Linked DNA regions of Homo sapiens: region 1 is linked to region 2. A link is a loop called in an ENCODE intact Hi-C map of the cell type or tissue named here. Cell type or tissue: endothelial cell of umbilical vein. All regions are shown on one strand. Links, peaks and the distances in the headings refer to the core of each region. The heading gives the core; the rest is flanking DNA. Region 1 overlaps LINC00607 (long intergenic non-protein coding RNA 607). Region 2 overlaps LINC00607 (long intergenic non-protein coding RNA 607).

Region 1 (5,386 bases), core at 224-5,223, 78 kb before region 2:
AATGTATTGATTTCTTTCCAAAATGGAAACCATCTAAAAGTCTATAGATTTCTTAAACCGATAGGTAGCATTTTAATTGGTAGCATTATCAAATTAAGGTGGAAAATGAAAAAAAGAAGAAAGTAATTTAGTAAGTGAATGCTTGAAATAACTTTGTGATTTATTGCCCTCTGCATATAAAGGAGTTAATGCATGGAATTTTACAAGATTAAAAAGACTTGACTACCGTCTTTCAATCTCATGGGAATGAAGAAAGGCATTGCTTAGGGTTTTGATTGTTCCACCTTTTCAAACCTACTTCTGAAAAGTTCAAATTTTAAGTCCATTTGGGCTGTGAGGATAGAGTTATCTCTAAGAACTAAATCCTTGGGATACATAGAGGTCTCATTTCTTAGGGTGCAACGACAAATGACTATCTGTGTTTACACGAGTGAGAACATACACACTGGGAAATTCTGCCTCTGCAGATTGAGAGGATTGAGTGAAACAATTTCTCTGCCAGATCCCTGCCAGATTTAGTTCACTGAAGTTGTTCAACAAATTGAAAAAGAAAATAACATTACAATCTCAACTCTTCAATTCAGAAATTATATCTGAAATTAGCCTATCTTCAAAGAAAAAAAAAGGATAGCTTCCTAAGGCAAGGATCTGTTTTTCTTCAAGATTAATATATGTTTGCAGGATGTACCATGAGGGAATACTCGGGATCAAAAAGTTCTCTGGAGCTGATTTAGGGGAGCGATGTGATGTCACTTGGCTTGGGTTAGGGGTAAACAAAACCAAGGTGGGTGGGCTATGCAGTAGAGGGTAGAGAGTTCTGCCATCTGATGCCCTTGTTTCGAAGTTATCTAGAGGCTCTCTGGCCTTCTCTGTGCAGAGCCCATAATTTTCGTCTAATATACTTCCCTAGGCATTATTTAATGGTCAAATGGTGCTCAAGCCAGGGCTCATTTATCAGTTGCTAAGTCACTGCAAATTGCAAAGGGAAAAGAAAACACAGCTCAGTGGAAAGACTTAAGGAACAGGTAAGGGGCCTATTTGCTGAGCCCAGATGAATAACTTGCTGAATTAAAAACATGTATTCATGAGGAGCATGTCAGAAATGTGCCACATCAAGACCCCAATTTGTACCATGCCATGTTTTGATTTAGGGAGCAACTAATTTGACATGTCTATGGAAAGAAAGACTGTTGATTCTTTCACTCATGAAACCTACATGAACTTCCAGAACTCTCAAATCCCCAGATAAACAAAGAAGTGTCTTGTATTATTTTCTCAGTTGGAGTCTGTTTAGAATAAAACTGAGCTATTTTCCCAGTGGCTAAAAAACAGTCACTGAACATTATTCAAACAAGGAAGAACACGTAGTCTCCTCAACATAAATCTATTAACATCTATATTTTCTTAAGAACTTAGTTTATATTTAGACCTATTTATCATTGAAAAAAATCTTTAGGTAAATAAGACCAGTGAAGATTACCTGCCCATTAAGCATGTCCTTATAGTGTTTTGAAATAATTCATATAAAGGAGTGAGCGTCATACATTAAATTTTAATGACATAAATATATCTGATTTTAAGTAATCATTTCTTGTTGTTCTGGGCAAGTATCCTAGTTCCTGTTTCCTTTGGTCCTCTAAAGTTTTTTTTTAATGTTGAAAATTTATTTTAAAAAATATGGTGTATTGTTTTGTCTCAGCATGTCTATGCCCAGTTAAATAGGTTTTCATCAAAGGATGTTGGGAGCTGTTGTCTGAAGTGATGTCAAATTAAGTTCAAAAACATCAGCTTCAATACTGTAGCTGGGTTTTTTTTGTAGGCAAAAAAGACACTAAATGTATTAATTTCTTTCTCTTTAATCTATTTTGATATATGTGTAGATAGAGACTGGTTTTAGTTCAGAAAAAATAAAGTAACTATTTAGGTTAGGTAGTGTGGTCCTATGCTTTGCCTGATTTTAAAGGATGTTGAGTCTTCTCAGTTAAACATCTTGATCACTGAATTTATATCGAATGTATGAAAAACCAAGGGCTGGGCCATGCACAGTGGCTCATGCCTATAATCCCAGCACTTTGGGAGGCTGAGGCGGGCATATCACCTGAGGTCAGGAGTTTGAGACCAGCCTGGCCAACATGGTGAAACCCCATCTCTACTAAAAATACGAAAATTAGCTAGGTGTGTACTTGGGAGGCTGAGGCAGGAGAATCACTTGAACCTGGGAGGCGGAGGTTGCAGTGAGCCAAGATTGCACCACTGCACTCCAGCCTGGGCAACACTGTGAGACTCAATCTAAAAAAAAAAACAAAAACAAAAACAAACAAACAAAAATTAGCTGGATATGATGGCATATACCTGTAATCCCAGGTACTTGGGAGGCTGAGGCACAAGAATCGCTTGAACCTGGGAGATGGAGATTGCAGTGAGTCGAGATTGTGCCACTGCTGGGTGATAGAGTGACTGTCTCAAAAAAAAAAAAAAAAAAAAAAAAAAAGAAAAAGAAAAGAAAGAAAGAAAACCAAGAGCTGATAGCTACCAATGATGATAACGTCCATTTATTAAGTGCTCAGATGCTTTATGTATGTTTCATGAATCCTCACATGTGGCTCTATGAAGGATGATGCTATCGTCTCTTTTTTGTATGAGGGCCCTGAGACTGTGAAAGGCTAAGCAGCTTTCCCGAGGTAGTGAAGCTCAGGTTAGAACCCCATTTTCTTTACCTCTAAGTCACAGCTCTTGTCGTTACTCTATGGTTCTTGAACTTTCACGAACCAGTAAAACTGCAAAAAGCAAAAACAAAACAGAAAAGTAATTTTTTTACATGTCCAAATAAATAAAAAATAAAAGGAACTCTACTCAACATAATTTTATAAAATAAATTTAATTTTATAATATAATAATTTTATTATATTATAAAATGCTAGCATGTAACATTATTTTGCAGTACTTTGTGATTTTGGAAGGCCAGAAGTCCATGAATGTGTTTGATTCCTAACCTGGAGGAAACGCTTGCTTTAAGCATGTGTGTGGCTAGGGTTACATCACATCTTAGAACAAAGAACAGTTCTTCCTGGGAACAGCTGGTAACCTTACACCAACATACTTATATAAACACTGTGTTGACCTTATCTTCCTCGTTTTGTTGAAGACCAGTGAAAATTTTTCCATAGACCAGCGCAGGTCTGAAGACAAACCTTTGGACACCATGTAGAACAAAACTGTTTTCCTCATATGTGTTTTTTAGAGATAGGGAGACAAATGGGTAGGTATAGATTGCAATGTTCAATTTCACTTTCTAGACCTGTAATGTAAAACATGGCTTCTCCCCATGCCTATGCAGACTGCAGTAGTCCCTTGGTGTCTCCCATGAGATATGTTATCAGAAAACACAGCCTTTTCCCTATTCTTTGAGGCAATGGACTGAATTGGGTTTTCCTTTCTGCTTTATTGTTTTCACATGTTTGCCAACTCTCAACTGACCATTTTCTTTCACCGATAAATTTGAGGGAAATTATAGTCCCTGCACATAGAAGGCCAGAAGTGTCCCCTCAAGCCTCTAGAAAACAAAAAGGGACCGTTTCTTTCATCTCTGATCAACTAAAAAATTGAAAACAGGGCTGATTCCATCAATAGGAGCTGGAATGATAACTCCATGGCTAGGAACAACCACTGTTAATGTAAAAGATTAGTTTCCAAAGCTTATGTGAACATGAGGAACAGTTTTCCTCAGTGTCATTGTTAATTTAATGACAATGTTACTTACATAAGTGCAAACATAAAGCTGGGTGTAAAGGCTGATGCTTATAGCTCTTCTAATTATAAAACTGAAATAAATTTACAAACTGAAGAAAAAAACTCTAAAACCAGTAAAACTCAAATTAACAACATAAATTTGGTGTGACAGATGAAGTTTTGAGAAATTTAAACTGCTACTCACAGTGTGAATGTATTACTGGCTGTCATGGTACAGGTTTTGGAATTTGGCATGCTTATGCTGTTGCACAAGGCATTGGAGTGGCCCCAATTTCTCCACCACTTCTCCATTTGAACTATAGAGACCTTGGCACCTGAACCTCCTTCGCTTTCATTTGGCATAAAGTCATCTTTTATTTCACAAATCTACCTTTGTTTTTCTCTCATTTGCTTATGTCAATTAAAATCCTTATGCCTGTAACCCCAGCACTTTGGGAGGCCGAGGCAGGTGGATCAACTGAGGTCAGGAGTTCGAGCTCAGCCTGGCCAACGTGGCGAAACCTCACCTCTCTCTACTAAAAATATAAAAATAAGCTGGATGTGGTGGTACGTGCTTGTAGTCTCAGCTACTTGGAAGGCTGAGGCAGGAGATTCACTTGAAGCTGGGAGGTGGAGGTTGCAGTGAGCTGAGATCGTGCCACTGCACTCCAGCCTGGGTGACAGATCAAGACTTTGTCTAAAAAAAAATAATAATCGTACTTGACAATAAAGTGATCTTGAAGACAAATACAAAATGAAATAAAGTAGTTAAAAAACTCAGTACAAGATTCATTTCCTTTTTCAGTCTTCCGTGCTGCCTGATCCTAGAGAAACTGGAAGGGGCTGTATCTGCTTTATCTTTGTATCTCCAATACCTACAACAATACTCCAGCACATGGAAGACCCTAAACTGTATTTGTTGAATGAATGAACAGATGAATACAAGCCCTGATAGAAGGAAGTAATGGTCTGGTACAGAATGGGGTGCGAACTCATATGGAGGTAAAGAGAGTCAGTAAGCAATGCCGCCACAGCAGCAGAACAGTGGAAGATAATTTGAAAAAAAAAAATGGAGAGATATTTCTTTAGCTACATGTGGAATTTACCGATATGCTACTGAGGAAGGATTGATAGAGAATATCAGTGTCATATCCTGGTGCTAGTACTATATCATTTGCATTTTTTTTGTGTGTAAATGTATGGTAGTGTTATTTAGTAAACTATAGTTAATTCCATAATATAGCCTTTATTGTTATCAACAAATCTTTCTAATGCCCTTAAAAAATGCACCTTCAAAGGTAGGGAAATCAATTGGGTGTACTTAGTGGGGAATTAACTGGGTCTACCCAGCCGATATTGTCAGCATCTTGTTTCCTTAAGTATGTTAGTCAATGCCATGGTTTGAGGGGGGAGGTAGAGGTGATGGTCCTCCACGCATTCCAGGCTGGTGACATTTGATGGTCTTCCAGGCATCCCAGGCATGGCCAGACCCTTGGTTGGGAAACAACACTTTTTAAGAGAAATAATAATGTAGCAAAGAAAATGCCTTGCTGCTGGAGTGTAAGAGATGCGGAACAACTCACAGTATCTACTTTCCAGACTGTCCTCTGGCCCAGGTCCCATGGGCTTGTGCCTGAGTCTTAAGGAGAGGGGTCAT
Region 2 (5,386 bases), core at 185-5,184:
GCTTTTTGGCCTTTAAACCATAAGTCCACTTGTCAGCGACAGATTGGATTATTAGTTTTATTCTCATGAAATTTTTAGTTAAAACTCATTTTTTTATTATATGCATTATGAGATATGCATCTAGAATATTCATAAATGATTTTACTTCTCATTATTGATGAACTTTGGTCCCTGTGTCTTCATTAGTGCTTAGGTTTACCAATTTCCTTTGATTTGGAGGAGATTATTCATAATAAATGCTAAAAAATTGAATCTAGTTCATAACTGAACCAAACATATCTACTGTGATTCATTTTTTCTTACCTTTTCAGTAGCTTCTGAGAGTTTCCTATGGATTTTACAGTACAGCTGTGAAAATTAGTGTAGAGTGATGAAATCTAAAGGCACAGGCGACGGTGCAGAGATATGAAGTCCTGAGAGGCCTGTCTGAGCCAATGGTCCCAGCCTGAGCCCACTAAAGACCGGCTCTCTCTTCTTCAGTTTTCTCTGGGCTCATCTGAGTGGGGCCTCTAGAGATCCTTTGCATGATTATATGGCTAAAACGAGGTGGACTTGGCCAGCAGACCACATGAATGGGCCAACTCATTGTCTGAGAGGTAGTGTTCATTGTGCAAAACTCTAAAGCATTTCCTTTCACTTAGATCAGTTGGAACCAATCATTTCAGATGAAACTGGCCATGGCCATAAAAGTTATTGTCAAACTGCAGAATAAAAATAAATTTGCATCTCAGAATATTGTTCCTACTAAGGATCAGACAGCACCTAATATTTGACTTATCCTACTTAGTACCTGTTGGTTTTGCCGTTTTGGTTAACCTTTCTATGAGGGATGTTGGCTTCTCAGAATAGACTATGACTTTTCGTTGGTAGGAAAATGTGTAGGTATCTCAGACGACAGAACTTGGTGTTGGTAGTATTAATGCCTACATTTATTTCTTCTGCTTCTCCTTCCAAGAAAGAATGGCAATATATGTTTTCTAAAAGAGACTTGGTAAATCACAAGTAAATATGATATTAAAAATATCTCAGCACCACCACACCTGACATACAGACACACATCTCACATTTACTGGCTAACTTCAGTTTTTTCTTAGATTAAGTCCAAAATATCACTTCCTTCAACAAGAATTTATAGGTTCAAGTCTCTCTGCTCTATTTTCATAATGCATACCTAATTTCTTCTATTAAAACATTTATGACACTTTATTTCTTTTATTGCCTATATCCCTAAGTGAACCGAAATTTCTAAGAATAGGAACTATGTGTGTTTTGTTTACTGTAGTATTCTTAGCACCCAGCACAACTGACCTATGCTTTATTAGTCTGTTTTCATTGCTATAAAGGAATACCTGAGACTGGGTAATTTATAAAGAAAAGATGTTTAATTGGCTCACAGTTCTCCAGGCTGTACAAGAAGCATGGCACTGACATCTGCAGAGCTTCTGGTGAGGCCTCATGGAGCTTTTATTCATGGTGGAAGGTGAAGTGGGAGCAGGCATGTCACATGTTGATAAGGAGCAAGAGAAAGAGATGGGGGAGATCCCAGACTCTTTTAAACAACGAGATTTTGTGTGAACTCACAGAGTGAGAACTAATTCATTACCGCAAAGTCGGCACCAAGTCATTCATGAATGATCCACCACCATGGCTACCATGATCCAAACACCTCTCACTAGGCCCACTTCCAACACTGGAGGTCAAATTTTAACATGAGATTTGGCAGAAACAAAATATCCAAACCATGTCGTATGCCTTCAACAAATATGTTCTGGAAAAATACTTGTTGAAGAAATAAATATTCTCCATTTACAAATAAATCTAAGATTCTTGATATTAAATTATTAACCCATTTATGGTACTAATCTAAATGGCATTATGTCTACATTTTTTTTTTTTTTTTTGAGACAGAGCTTCACTCTGTCGCCCAGGCTGGGGTGTAGTGGTGCGATCTCGACTCACTGCAAGCTCCGCCTCCCGGGTTCAAGCAATTCTCCTGCCTCAGCCTCCCTAGTAGCTGGGACTACAGGCTCCCGCCACTGCACCCGGCTAATTTTTTGCATTTTTAGTAGAGATAGGGTTTCACTGTGTTAGCCAGGATAGTCTCAATCTCCTGACCTCGTGATCCACCTACCTTGGCCTCCCAAAGTTCTGGGATTACAGGCATGAGCCACTGTGTGCGGCCTTATGTCTACATTTTTATACATATGCACACACTTAGGCTTGTGTATATACCTAGTTTGTATATATACCTAGTTTAGTACTGTAATTCATCAAATTTAAGATAGCATTAATTATATAACACACTATTATCTTATCTACCCTTAAGAGAAAACAATCCTGCCAATTACAGTGTGACCCAATGTTTCTTTATTTTTATAAAAATAACCTCAGGTAAGTAATAACTCATTTTAAAATTTATTGAATTTAGTTTTTTTCAGTGACATTAGGAAATGCTCCAACTGAAGATTAAAACCAAATATAGGTACTTGTAAGCAATGAGGTAATTTAAAAAATTTAAGCCCAAGTAATTTTAAACCTTGTTGTGTATCCGTTACTAATTAAAGTATATAAGAAAATAATTTTTCCTACAATGAGTTTTAGAAAAGTTGCAATGCATTTTTTGCCTTCTCCATGAGTATACAAGAACAATATAGTTACCATTTCAAATATATCCATTTTCTTATTTCATGATGAAAACCTTGACCTTTTGTATTTCTGAGATCCAATCTAATTTTGTACTTTAATTGTATATTGTGAAGTGTTCCCTTCTGTTTCCTGGTTGCATTAATTCATTTGCATTGTTATAAAGAAATAGCTAACACTGGGTAATTTACGAAGAAAACAGGTTTATTTTGGCTCATGGTTCTGCAGGCAGTACAGGAAGCATGGTGCTGGCAGCTGCTCCTGGTGGGGGCCTTAGGGAACTTTCAATCATGGCAGAAGGTGAAGGGGAGCCAGCATGTCACATGGTGAGGGAGGGAGCAAGAAAGCGGAGGAGGTGCCAGACTCATTTAAACAACCAGCTCTCATGTGAACTGAATGAGAACTCACTTATTACTATGGGAATTCACCATGCCACTTATGATCCACTCCCATGACCAAAACACCTCCAATTAGGCTCTACCTCCAGTGCTGAAGATCACATTTCAACATGTGATTTGGAGGGGACAAATATCCTAACCATATCACTGGTATTTCCCAAAAGAAATGCAAAGTGGTGCTAAGTATTTTCCTCTAATTATATTCACAAAACTCTTAAAAGAGGAATTTTGGTTTTGGGGGAGAGAATCAAATGCCTAGAATGCCTTGGGTGGCCATTGGCAGGAGACATGAAAATATGAAAGTGGAGAGGAAGAGGGAGAAGGAGAGGGAGAATGAAGAGAGAGGGGCAAAAGAAAGACAAAGAAAAGGAACAGAAAATAAAGACCATTAAGTGTTGGCTTCTTTTATCTTCCCTCACACAAAGATATTTCCAACGCAGCAGTCGTGTAATATAATGAAAGTCCAGGCATAGTTCAGAATTTTAAAGTATTGTACAAAAATATATTGTTATGAAATCCATGTTTTGGGTATTGCAACAGAGTTCTTCTTTTATTGCTTTCATAAAGCTTCTTCTTGATCGAGCACATGGTTTGCTGCAGTTACTCATTCTCAGAAAAGTCTTTTCTGCATTTGGATCCCAGGTTTCCTTTCTACTTGATGAGCAACTTACTATCTCCATTTTGGGTATCTATTTAGGCATCTCAAACTTACCCGATGCCTTATTTCTACTCTCCCCCTCAGCAACCTGCTTGTCCTGCCATCTTACCTATCCAGTGAATGGAAACTCCACGCTTAGACGAAAATGCTGGGTAGTCCTTGACTCCTCTGGCTCATTTCACATCCAATCTACAAACAGATCTTGATTGCTCTATCTTACAAATATATCCAGAACCTGTCCACTTTTTACCACCTCCGGTGACATCAGCGAAATCCAAGTTTACCTGGGCCACTGGCCCCAGGAGGTCTCCTGATTTCCACACTTGCCTCCATACCACCTGCTCTCTCTCTCTCTCTCTTTTTTTTTTCCAGACGAGAGTCTCGCTCTGTCGCCCAGGCTGGAGTGCAGTGGCGTGATCTTGGATCACTCCGCCTCCTGGGCTCAAGCAATTCTCCCACCTCAGCCTCCCAAATAGCTGGGATTACAGGTGCCACCACTGCGCCCAGCTACATACAGACGCCCTCAACACCTAAGTCAGGTTGTGTTACTCCTCGGCTCAGAAAGAGCCTCCAATGGTTCCCTTCTCACTGACAGTGATTACAAGACTCCTCATGGTCTGGCCCCGTTACATCTTTGATCTCTTCTGCCGTTCTCTCCCTCACTCACTGCTCATGTCCTACTGGTTCCCTTGCTGCTCCTTGAAGAAGCTCAGGACTCAGTGAGATCTTCTCTGGCTACTCTTTTTAATTTTTGCAATAACACCTAGTATTCTCTAGCCCTGTTTTCTGCAGAAGTATATAGTTAAATTATTTATTTTGTTTATGTCTGTCTTCCCCAACTAGAATATAAATTTCACAAGGGCAAGGATTTTGTCTGTTTTGTTCACATAGCAATACTGGGCACACAGTGGGCATTCAATGTTATCACTGCTTCCTCTGTGCTAGGCATTGTGCTAGCCATAGAGAGCTGAGGGTGGCAAGATGAGAAAGGGAAGGGGGTCATATGAGCAGATGACAGTATTTTACAGAGAAGCTGACGTTTGAGCCAAGTGCGAATTTGTTAGGAGGAAAGACAATGCACTCCACTTAGAGGAAGCCATGCCTCTAAAAGCATGAAAGTATAAAAACAACTCCAATTCAGAACGCACTGTTCATTCATTCATTGATTTATAGCATCTGCTATGTTTTGGTCACTACCCTAGGCATTGGGGGAAAGGAATAAAGAAGAGCAACAAAAAGTCTCTGCCCTAAAGAAGCTTTTGAGCAGCACTTAAACAAGGAAGAAAATACATAATGCCATTTTGTGATAAGGTCTATGAAAGAAATAAGCAGTGTGACATTAACAGCCACAAGCACATGAAGTGTGAGAGTTACATTAAACAGGTGGTCAAAGAAGGTGTCTTTGTGGCAGTGATCTCTGACCTAAGACCTGAAGGAGAAGACACCAGCCACACAAAGATGCAGGGGGTGCGGTCTGGGTAAGAGGACAGTAAGTACAGAGTCCCCGAGGAATCCAGATGGAGGCCAATGAGACTCCAGTCCAGTGGGTGGTGAGTGGGTAAGACAACGTTACACAGGTACACTGGGCCAGATCCTGGAGAATTGTACAGATCATGAGTAGTAGACCGTGTTATGCTATCCGGTCCAACTCCAGCGCACCACTTTTTGGAAAGGAGCACTCCTTTTC

Evidence for each region. Peaks named below come from ENCODE experiments on the same cell type or tissue, not always from the same donor. Only the 100,000 strongest peaks of a DNase experiment are listed, where the experiment ranks them.
Region 1: a loop joins it to region 2, with 2.4 times the contacts of the local background. A loop is called at or near these places in 2 of 110 quality-filtered maps.

Annotation. Positions count from the first base shown.
Region 1 is chr2:215,831,723-215,837,108 of GRCh38, reverse strand. The region is part of intron 1 of LINC00607 (long intergenic non-protein coding RNA 607); the gene reads left to right. Among named protein-coding and RNA genes, the nearest start is that of LINC00607, 9.1 kb to the left of the region's middle. In endothelial cell of umbilical vein, for the core only: no CTCF peak of the experiment used is centred there; DNase peaks (open chromatin) are centred at 1,148 and 3,108; H3K27ac peaks cover 4,406 bases.
Region 2 is chr2:215,754,049-215,759,434 of GRCh38, reverse strand. All of the region lies in intron 1 of LINC00607 (long intergenic non-protein coding RNA 607), which reads left to right. Among named protein-coding and RNA genes, the nearest start is that of LINC01614, 39 kb to the right of the region's middle. In endothelial cell of umbilical vein, for the core only: no CTCF peak of the experiment used is centred there; DNase peaks (open chromatin) are centred at 584 and 2,874; H3K27ac peaks cover 970 bases.